Regions from separate parts of the Mus musculus genome. Here region 1 is linked to region 2. Evidence: chromatin loops called from intact Hi-C (ENCODE). Cell type or tissue: heart. All regions are shown on one strand. Each heading gives the region's core, and the rest is flanking DNA. Links, peaks and the distances in the headings are about the cores only. Region 1 holds the start of Tuft1 (tuftelin 1). Region 2 has its middle 6.0 kb from the start of Gm52626.

Region 1 (5,377 bases), core at 256-5,255, 94 kb before region 2:
TAGGCCCTGATCTTTTCCTTCTAGTAAACTCCTCTTTAGCTAGCTAGGTTACTTTCTGCTGTTTACTTTAGCCAAAGGAAGGTAACAGGATTGTCTAATGGGTTTGAGATTTATTTGTACTTTATATGCCAATAACTTACCAATGTCACTTTTAAACAAATACTTTTGACATTAAAATACACTTTACAACCAGATAAGGTGGTTTGCACCTTTAATCCCATTAAACATACATACAGCTGACACAAAGCTTTTGTCAGAAAGACTATCCTCGCCATCGCTCTGGCATGTTAGTTATTATTTTTTTTAAATGCTATTTCTCCTCCACTAAGGTTTTTGTTTTGAAATAAAGTCTTCCTATGTAGTCATGGCTGGCCCGAAATTTACTATGTAGACCAGGCTAGCCTCAAACTCACAGAGATCCATCAACTTCTGCCCTCCAAGTTCTGGGATTAAAGGCTTTTACCACTATGCCCAGCTTTTCCACTATGTTTTTGTTTGTTTCTTAGTAACAGGAATAAAAACAGCTGATTACGGAAGAAAAAGGCACTCCCAATAAACAAAGATAGAGTTGGGGATGTAGCTCAGTTAGACAAATGCTTGTCTGGTGTGGCCAAAGACCTGGGTTCAACTCCCAGCACCACATAAATCAGTTGAATCGTTTCCTTGCTCACAGCTTTTGCACCCTCACTGAGCATGCTCAATGGTATGAGTACATGACTGACGACATGACAGGTTCCCAGGGACTGTCCAGAGCCATAAATTTTATTTACAGGTTGGCTCAGAGGAGAAGAATCCAGGACAAAGCCTGCCTCCTGACTGACTGATTGTTTACTCTCTGCCCTTCCTCATGAGCCCAGGAATGTCTCCAAGAGTAAACCAGGCAAGGGTTATTTCACTCCTGGCTTTATAATAAAATAAGTCTCTCTATCTCCCTCTTTTGTTTTTTTCCCAAGACATGGTTTCTCTGTGTAGCCTTGGCTGTCCTGGAACTCACTCTGTAGACCAGGCTGGCCTCAAACTCAGAAATCCACCTGCCTCTGCCTCCCAAGTGCTGGGATTAAAGGTGTGCGCCACCACCGCCCAGCCATAAAATAAGTCACAAGTCTAGTCTGTCTCCCCTCTGACATATTGCTATTTTCTACCTCTGCTTTCTGTCCCAACAAACAAGAAAGAAAAGCATCAAGGGACAGCAACGGGTGACATATCCTTCTCTGTACTGCCAGGATTGTGGTTTTAAAGATCCTTCTTCTATATGAGGTGGGTCTTTTTTCTACGTCTAAAAGAAGCTCATGGGTCTAGAGAGATGGCTCAGTGGTTAAGAGAACTGTCTGCTCTTCCAGAGGTTCTGAGTTCAATTCCCAGCAAACACATGGTGGCTTACAACCATATGTAATGGGATCTGACGCCTTCTTCTGATGTGTTTGAGGACAGCTACAGTGTATGCATAAAAATACAATAAATGATTCTTCTTCCTCTTTCTTTTTTTTTAAAGCCCATGACCCCTTTTATTCATTCCATGTTCTTTCCCTGACTCAACCATTCCAAAGCACCAAGAGCATGGAGCACTTGAGGCTGGGACAATAGGATATGACTAGTTGTTGGCTGGACTTTGGTTTTGTTTATCTGATTTGGTCAACCTCTCTTACCTGGGGTAGGCTGGGGGGTGGGCTGGGCTTTGGGCAATGTCAAAACTTGTAATGTGAAAGAAACCTCCATATTTCTAGGCAAAAATGTCGAAGGAGACAGTGAACAGACTTCAATGATCAGCTGTACTCTGAACTTCAAATGAGCACCCATTCTACAACAATTCTTTGAAGAGCCATAATCCAGCTGTAGCTGGGTTAGCTTTGCCTCAAGGACATGCTGAGACAGGCAGGCGCATAGGAATCAGATGGGGGGGGTGGGGGCGCAAACTCCCCATCACTTTGGCTCTCATTTCATTCTCCACAACAACTTGGAAATAAATTAATTAGCACAGATCTATGGAGTATTTGGATCCCCCAGCAACGACTAGAAACATGCAGCATCAAATTACAGGCCTTTCCCTCTGGAGAGAAAAAAAAATATGTGGTCAGTTGAGGGTGGCATAAAGGGAGTGAGGGAGTGAGGAGGGCATAAAGGGAGCAGGGCAGACTGGATTGCACTGGAGAATGCCCCCTCTCTCTCCCTAACCCACTCCAGGTGGGTTCAGTTCTCCACTGGAGTTCCGCAGCATCCCCTTATTCCCCTACAGGGACTTGGCATCTGGACATGAAAGCAAAACCAAGGAAGCTACTGGCTGGCTGAAAGGGGGTTGGGGACCAGAAAAGCAAGATTTAAAAAAAAAAAAAAAGGAGAAATCCAAAAGAGGTGACCGTCGAGCGGAGAGCTCCATAAATCCTCTGGGCGAAAGGTAGAATCTGGTACCAATTCCGTAGTTGTCTGAGACCTATCCCGCCCACTCATGCTCTCCCCTCTCTCCTAGGATTCGACCCTCTGCCCCCTTTCCTAGTAAAAGGATCGCCATCACAGAAGTCTTTGAAGGGGTTCTGAGGCCATCGGGAAACGCGAAAAGGCGTAACCCACCTGGGCCGGCGCAACGTCCGAAACAGCGCAGGGATCCGGTCCCTCGAGCGTCTTCCACGACCCAATCTAGCTGCCCACGAGACGCCTGAGTAACGCGCCCCATGCCCGAGCCGGGGCTACAGTGTCCGCGCCAAGGACAGGACCTCCCCAGCCCTGGAGCTGCCAGTGTTTCGTCCTGTGCTTCCCACTCCACAGTCCGCCACAGGGCAAAGGAAAAAGCCCACGGAGCGACGCGGGGCTGACCGCACTGAGCCCGGCGTCAGGTGAAATGGGCTACCTGAGCCTGAGGCACGCGAGCGGCGGAGCTGGAAAGCCACTGTGCCTGAGTGGGAAGGCGGGGTGAAGGTGACGACCTACCGCGGTCTGGCTCTCCGGGTGCACGTCCACCAAGGTACACCAGTTCCGCGTCCCGTTCATCTTCACGCGGAGGTCGTATGAGCTTCCTCAACTCCGAGGTCCCGGGGAAACTAGGCCGGCAGGCGGGTGCGCGCGCGGAACCGCCCCCTAGTATAGGCGCGTCGGGGGCGGGGCTGAAGATGGGCCACGCCCAGGGCGGTATTTATCAATGAGGTAGAGCGGAAGCGAGAGGTGGGCGGTGCCAAGAGGCTTCAGGACTCGCCTACCCGTGCTATGGACGATTTACGTAAAGGTGAGGCTTGGGAGTGAAGGTCGGGTGACCGCTTAGGAATTTTACTAAGGGTACGACAAGGTATCTTGTGGTATCTCATTGGTCTTTTTCCTTTCAGTTTTCCAGGTTCGGTGCGGGAAAGAATCGGTCTGGTCGTCTGAGTTGGGGCTTGCACAAGCTTCTGTGGTCTTTCCTGAAATGTAAGCCAGCCTGTAGGCTTTTTAGAGCTGAGTACATCTTTCCTCAGAGTTCTACCACACAGGTAGAAAGGCAGGCACCAAAGACCAGCTCACTCGGACTAGTCTAAGCCAGTCTGGCAGGTGCTTTTTCCTGGCAAGTAGCCCAGGTCGAAGTCAAAGCCAGCTAAGCTCTGGGTGGGGCTTGCTTTGCAGAAACTAGACTTATATGGTAGGGAGAGGCGGGACACATGACCTTAAAAGGAATTTGCACCCTAGAGAAAGAGTCTTAGTGGCACCAAAGGCAGTTGCTTCCCAAGCTTAGGCTGGGATCTTGAGGGCTGACCTCTGGTAGAAGGCTATCTCACTGTGTGATGGTCACAGGGACAGCAGGCGCGGTGTGTAAGGTCTAATCCGATTGAATAGGCAGTACCACTAGAGGTAGCAATTCGTTTTGGTGAACATCTAGGTCCTTAAAGTGTTAGGGTGGGTGTGGGGAAACGAGGTGGGCGGGGACTAGACTGGACTCTGAGTCACTTGCCAGTGATGAATGGATACAAAGCTCTGTCTATACCTGGAAGATAATCACTAGGGACATCAGTGACCAGAATAGGAGAAAAACTCAATTCTGGTCCTTTCTCTATCCTCAAAAAAGGCATTTGTGGTTCTTTGACTGGGAAAGCCCCCCCCCCCCCCACCAGGCTCGGTCATTTGAATACCTGGTTTCCAGTTGGAGGTACTAATTGGGGGATTGCGGAAATGTAGTTTCGCTGGACAACCAAGTCACTGGGGCAGGCTTTGAGAGTTCAAAGACTCCCACCATTCCTACTTTGCTCTCTGCTTCCTGCTTGTGGTTTGAGATCTCAGCTATCACCTTTCTACCATGATGGCGATGACCTCTTACCCCTCTGGAACTGTAGGCTCAAATACACACCTCTTTATTTAACCTGTCTTGACTGTTGTTTTCTATTACAGCAGCAGACAAGTAACTCATACAGCACTCTGTATAAGCTATTCCCAGAGCTTCTTAGGACAGGATGGTTCTACTACAAGTAGTCTGTTTCCTAGATGCCTGATCAGCCACAAGAGACCTCTAAAAAATGAGCTAAAGCCTCATTTTAATGTACAGTTTCAAGGACTCTTGGAATAGGATCTACTTGGCAGGGAAAGGTGCCTGTGGCCAAGCCTCCTGACCACTTGTGTTCAATCCCAGGATTCACACTGTGGAAAATGAGAAAAGATGTTCTATCTCAAAAGTTGTTTTCTGACCTCTACAAATGTAGTATTCACATGTGTACACACACACACACACACACACACACACACACACACACGTTAAAAAAAAGAGAGAAAAGAAAAAAAAACTTTTGGAGTAGGCCTTCAAATTAACCAGAAAAATGAAGACAAGAATTTCATATAGATATGCCATTTTTAATATTTAATTTAAAATTAAACCAAGGCTGGATTGGGAGAAAATATCTGATCTGCAGAATATCTTCTTTTAAATCATGATATAGAAGTCATTGATGAGACCAGAACTTACTTTGGAGATAAGAGGCAAACCATCCCCATTACCTTCACCCACAAGAGCTTGGCATGCCCCAAAACTCAAAGGAGGAATATATTCTCCATGACCCCTTCCCATCTCTACTGAGAGTCAGCTTCCAACCCCAGGCGAGGCTCTGAAACAGGGCCCACTTCTTGAGAAAAGCAAGGATCTGTTGGTTCCCACAGAAGCTGGGCACATCCGAGAAGCCATAAGGAGGCCACAGGGACTAGATGTTTGAACTTTAGAACCTGTATCAACAGTTGCCATGGTTCCCAGGTACAACCACCTTATGGTAGCATCCTCAGTCACAGAGGGCAAGGAAGATGGAAACCCTGGGCAGAACCAGTCCCCACCACCTTACCAGGCCTTTCAAAGCCCTTCTCCCAGGGGCTGCTTGGCAGAGCAGCCTGTAGCTGCTCAGTCACTGGGGTAGGAGGACAGGCTGAGGGCCCCCAATGA
Region 2 (5,377 bases), core at 170-5,169:
GCAACAGTAATAATTGAGCAATTCTATCTCCTGGGGAGAGATAGCTGAAATGTCAATGGAGGATGCCACTAAGATTTTCACAACCCCCATATAATCTGGATCAATCACTCCAGGGGTAATTTGTAATCCTTTTAAGGCAGACGATGAACGTCCAAGCAGCAGCCCCACGGTGTCTTTTGGAAGGGGGCCTTTAAAATCTGTATCAATGGGTTGCACCCCCATCTGTGGGGTTAGTACGAGTCTGGTGGTGGAGTGGAGGTCCAATCCTGCGGAACCCGCAGTGGCTCTCCATGGTCTCTCGGATGACGGAGAGACGCTTTCTGAAGAGCCCCATATATTTGAGGGCCCTGGGGACGTGGGCCCCGTTGTCTGTTTTTTGGCCTGGCGCCACCATATCCTGTCTGTAGGGGTCGACCCTCTATATCTTTTGTTAATCTGCATTCATTAGCCCAATATTTTCCCTTTCTACATTTATGACATAATCCTGGCTGCCTAGGTTTATCTAATGGAGTCCTTTTCTCATTTTCGGGGCATTGTCTTCTAAAATGTCCTTTTTGGCCACACTTATAACAAGCATCATTATTGGATTTGCCTAATTGCACTACAGCCGCTGCTAGGCCCACATTGGTCAGCGGGCCCCCAAGTTCTCGACAGACTTTCATCCATACCTCTAAGCCTTTATGTTTATAGGGTGTTATGGCTGCCCTGCATTCTTTAGTACATTGCTCATATACTAGCTGCTTCATCAAAGGCATAGCTGTATCAGGGTCTCCAAAAATTCTAGTGGCTGCTTCAACGAGGCGTGCTACAAAATCTGAAAATGGTTCTGTGGGACCCTGCAAGATTTTCGTAAGATTGCCTGAGGCTGTGCCTTTGTTCGGCAATGCCTTCCAGGCTTTGGTAGCTACCTCTTTTATTTGGGTATAGACTGCTTCAGGATAATTTGTCTGATCTAATGCAAAGCGCCCCAGACCCAGGAGCATATCTGCATCGCAATGTCTCTGGGGATCTTGTCCTGTGGCCAAATTTGCTGCTGCCTGACTGTTTGCATATTCATAGTACAAGGACCTCCAGTCTAAATACTGTCCGGACGACAAACAAGCCTGAGCAATATTATTCCAGTCCCCCGGGGTGAGGCAATATCTAGCAAGCACCTCAACCTGTGCAACTACAAAGGCTGCACTCACACTGTAGGTACGGACTGACTCAGCCAGTTGCTTGATAGTTTTAAAATCCACTGGCTCATGATACTGCTGCCCTTGTCTATCAACAAAAACCGGAAAGGTTAATCCTATTTCTTTCCACACCTCTGGACAGAAGGAGGTACCTAGTCTAACAGCACTAGAGGACTCCTTTTTTCCTGTGTAATCAGGGTTTTAAGGTGGAGCTGTTGGCACTTTCGATTTTGTTCTTTTATTAGCCGATGCCCCCCTTTTCATTGGCTTGGTTCTATATGACCAATCCGGGTCATATCTTTCCCTCTCATACCGAGCTGCCTCTTCCTCTAGGTCAGCTTCATCATCTTTGCTAAGTTCTGAGTCACTGGAAGCAAAGCTTGATAAATTTAAATCCTTTAAAGAGGGATATATCTTCATTGTTTTCTTTTCTTTATGACTGATTCCTTTTAATTTTCCTCCCTTTTCTTTTCCTTTTTCTTTCTCACCCTTTTTCTTTCTCTTGCTCATATGCTCGTTGTCCTCAGGTCCCCATACGGGCCACCAGTTGTTGCGCCCACCTCAGCCAGCAAGGAAGACACAACACGGTCAGAAGATGCTGCTACGGGGGCCCCTGGGCACCCAGGGAGAACTGCTTATATGCACCCCAGCACAGGAGAAGGCTCCGTGGCCCCCTGGGATTGGTCAGTCTGCCAGCATCAAATTTGCATGCACCCACTCTGGAGGGGTTGGCGCCAGATTCAGGCTAGCACCAGCCCAGTGCTGTTATTTACCACAAAGGCACACCGGAAACTGGCAGCATCTTAGAGTTGGCTTCCTACAGGAGAGAGAGGAGAGGAGAGGAAAGGAGGGGAGGGGAGGGGAGGGGAGGGGAGGGAGGGGAGGGGAGGGGAGGGGAGGGAAGGGAGGAAGTGAAGGTTGGAAAAAGTGTTGTAAATAAGGATAAGGGTAACATTAAATGATGCAGAGAGCCCAGAGTCTGCCATGCTTTGGCTTCAAGAGAAAGAAGAGAGCTCTTGCTTTTGCTCTTTCTCCTGCCTTCCTGCTCCCTCTGTCCCCACTCCCTGCCCCCCCCCCTCACTGCATACTCTTGGCCCTTGGCCAGCCTGTACCACCACCACCACCACCCGCCTTTCTCTGCCTCTATTATCCTCTTAATTCCCCCCATGCCCTGAATAAACTCTATTCTTTATTCTACACGAAGGAAGGAAGGAAGGAAGGAAGGAAGGAAGGAAGGAAGGAAGGAAGGAAGGGGAAGGAGAAGGGGAAGGGAAGGGAAGGGAAGGGAAGGGAAGGGAAGGGAAAAAAAAGGAAGGAAGGAAGGAAGGAAGGAAGGAAGGAAGGGAAGGGAAGGGAAGAGAAGAGGAGAGGGTCCATTAACCATCAACGTCACTGTGAAAAATCAGCCCTCTTGACTAGCAAAGGTCACTCAGCAATCCATCCTGGATCTCCCCACGGTGCCCCACTGGCAGATATTACAGGTCCTGTAATATCAGGGAAAGGGGAATAAGCAGATAAGAATAAACAAATGCCAATATGAGAAGGAATAAAAATTGACCAAAGTCAGGACAGGCGTAGTGACACATGCTTACAATCCTTGCATTTTGGAGATTGAGGCAGGAGGATCACAGCAAATCTGTGGCCATTCTGGGCAACATGAGCTCTAGGCTAGCCTTGGTACAATGTGAGACATTGCCTCAGGTGGGGTGGGGGTAGGTAGAGATAAAGACCAGGCAGTGGGTAAAGTGCTTGCTATACAAGCATGATGATAACCAGAGTATAGATCCCCAGAGACTGAGAAAGACATCCTGATGTCAGCATCTGCCCTCTACATATAACCGTACTGACACACAGCATCCTCAGATTTCCTCCACCCTAGGCTTGGGTGCCCAGATCCAGTTAGGACAATCCAGAGTACACCAGTGGCAAACAGAGAATAAAACTAACATCTGAGCACTAACCCCGTGCCAAACACTGTGTTTAATGTTGCCTGCATATTATCTTACTTAATCCTCATAATGATCTTATGAGAAGGCATGATTATTGTCTCCTCTTACATATGAGGAAACTGAGAATGAAGAAATTAGTTATCAAAGTGCTCTGGCAAAGCATTTAGTCAGACTCACAGTTATGCAGCTTTTTTTCTTTACTTTTAATTATTAATTTATTTTGAGACAAGTTCTCATGTATCCCACACTGGCCTTGAACTCCCTGACTAATCTTCTGACTGCTGGGATTACAGGCATGTGCCACTACACCCAGTTTGCACAGTCTGATCCAATCCAGGGCTAGTGGATGCCAGGCAAGCAACCTAACAGCCCCAGATTCATGCTGTCAAGCACAATCCTATTAATGGGGATCATGGGTTAACTAAAAATTCTGATTACACTGCAGTCACAAGAAAGGAATTTGTAAAAAATAAAAAAAATTTTAAAAAAAGGGAGGGGATATTAACCTTCCTCTAATTCCTACAATAGGAGCCAATGACTGCCTAGAACTGACAAAAACAAAGCTAAAACAGAAGGCACAGCTCTGCAGTAGAACACCTCCTTAGCATGCATGAGGCCCCAGATTCAATTCTCCATGCTTCCTGTTTCCCCAGTGGAGAATAGGTGTGGACTGGGCTGGGGTATAGCTCAATTAGAGGCTTGCCTGCCATGCCCAAAGTTCTAGTTTTGACCTGCACCACCACATAAATCAGCCACATTGTCAAATGGTTGCAACCTTAGGAATCAGGAGAAGGCAGGAAAATCAGAAGTTTAAAGATATCAACATTGGGTGTGAGACAGCCTCAATACAAGAACTGATGAAAAGGGGAGGAGAGGAAGGAGAGGAATAGGAACTAACTAAATGGAGCAGTAAAAAAGGTGTCTGCTGCTAGACCTGATGCCATGACTCACGTGGTAGGAGAGAATGGACTTCCCTGACGTGTCTTTTGACTTCTACACATGTGCGTGGCATGCCTGTGCTACTGCCCCCAAGTAAACAACTGCAATTTTCAAAAGAGAAAAGAAACACGCTACTATAAGTATTTTATTTAGAAACAGAGGTTTGCACCAGAACAAACAGCCAAGATTTCAAAGTGGCCACTTCCATGTAGCAGAACTTAGAAGTAGAGAACACATACATTCCTTCAAAAAACATTTGATATTAGTTTTGTTTTTAAAATCATGTACAAGAGCAGGATGTGTGTGGCATGGTGGCCCATGCTGAAATCTGAGCACTTGGGAGGTAGAGAGGGAGCAGGTGTTTAATGTTAGCTTGGGGTACAGGAGATCTTGTCTCAAAATGCCAAAAAATAAATACACACTATGTACAAGTATTCTTTACATTATATTATTTGTTTATTTAATATGTACGGCACATGTATATATGTATACCACATACACGCTTGGTGCCCATGGAGGTTAAAAAAGGGTACCTGATCTCCTGGAAATGAAATTGTGGATGGTTGTTAGCTACTATGTGGATGCAGAAAATCATACCAGGGTCTCTCTGTAACAGTAACTAGTGCCTAGAACAACTGGGCCATCTCTCTATCCCTCTAACATATATTCTTTCCCTTTAAAAAGTCAAAGGAGGGGCTGGTGAGATGGCTCAGTGGGTAGGAGCACCCGATTGCTCTTCTGAAGGTCCAGAGTTCAAATCCCAGCAACCACATGGTGGCTCACAACCATCTGTAACGAGATCTGACACCCTCTTCTGGTGTGTCTGAAGACAGCTACAGTGTACTTACATGTAATAAATAAATCTTAAAAAAAAAAAAAAAAAAAAAAAAAGTCAAAGGAAAGCCGGGCGTGGTGGCGCACGCCTTTAATCCCAGCACTCGGGAGGCAGAGTCAGGCGGATTTCTGAGTTCCAGGCCAGCCTGGTCTACAAAGTGAGTGCCAGGACAGTCAGGGCTTCACAGAGAAACCCTGTCTCAAAAAACAAAACAAAACTACAACAACAAAAAAGTCAAAGGGAGGGAGAAAATGAGGGAGCGAAGGAGAAGGCAGGCAGAGGTCACCCACGCAGACTCCATGTGGCCATGTGCTCCTTTATACACTGCCTCCACGGTCCCCCACTGGTGACATCTGGCTTTGCTCTGGAGCATGTCATCCTTCACTAGACAATCTTCTAACCCTGCCAATCAAGGACCCCTGCCCATTCCTACTTAAGGATAATCTCAGGGGACAATGGCCCCTTTCCCTGGAATCTCA

What was found. Peaks named below come from ENCODE experiments on the same cell type or tissue, not always from the same donor. Only the 100,000 strongest peaks of a DNase experiment are listed, where the experiment ranks them.
Region 1: a loop joins it to region 2, with 4 times the contacts of the local background. A loop is called at or near these places in 8 of 42 quality-filtered maps.

What each region holds. Positions count from the first base shown.
Region 1 is chr3:94,655,803-94,661,179 of GRCm38, forward strand. Tuft1 (tuftelin 1) reads right to left here and starts at 3,070. Exons shown (of 13, transcript NM_011656.3): 1 at 2,923-3,070. The coding sequence starts at 2,982. It also overlaps the pseudogene BC021767. In heart, for the core only: no CTCF peak of the experiment used is centred there; DNase peaks (open chromatin) are centred at 3,059 and 3,659; H3K4me3 peaks cover 1,302 bases; H3K27ac peaks cover 248 bases.
Region 2 is chr3:94,749,577-94,754,953 of GRCm38, forward strand. It overlaps the pseudogene Gm15264. Among named protein-coding and RNA genes, the nearest start is that of Gm52626, 6.0 kb to the right of the region's middle. In heart, for the core only: no CTCF peak of the experiment used is centred there; no DNase peak of the experiment used is centred there.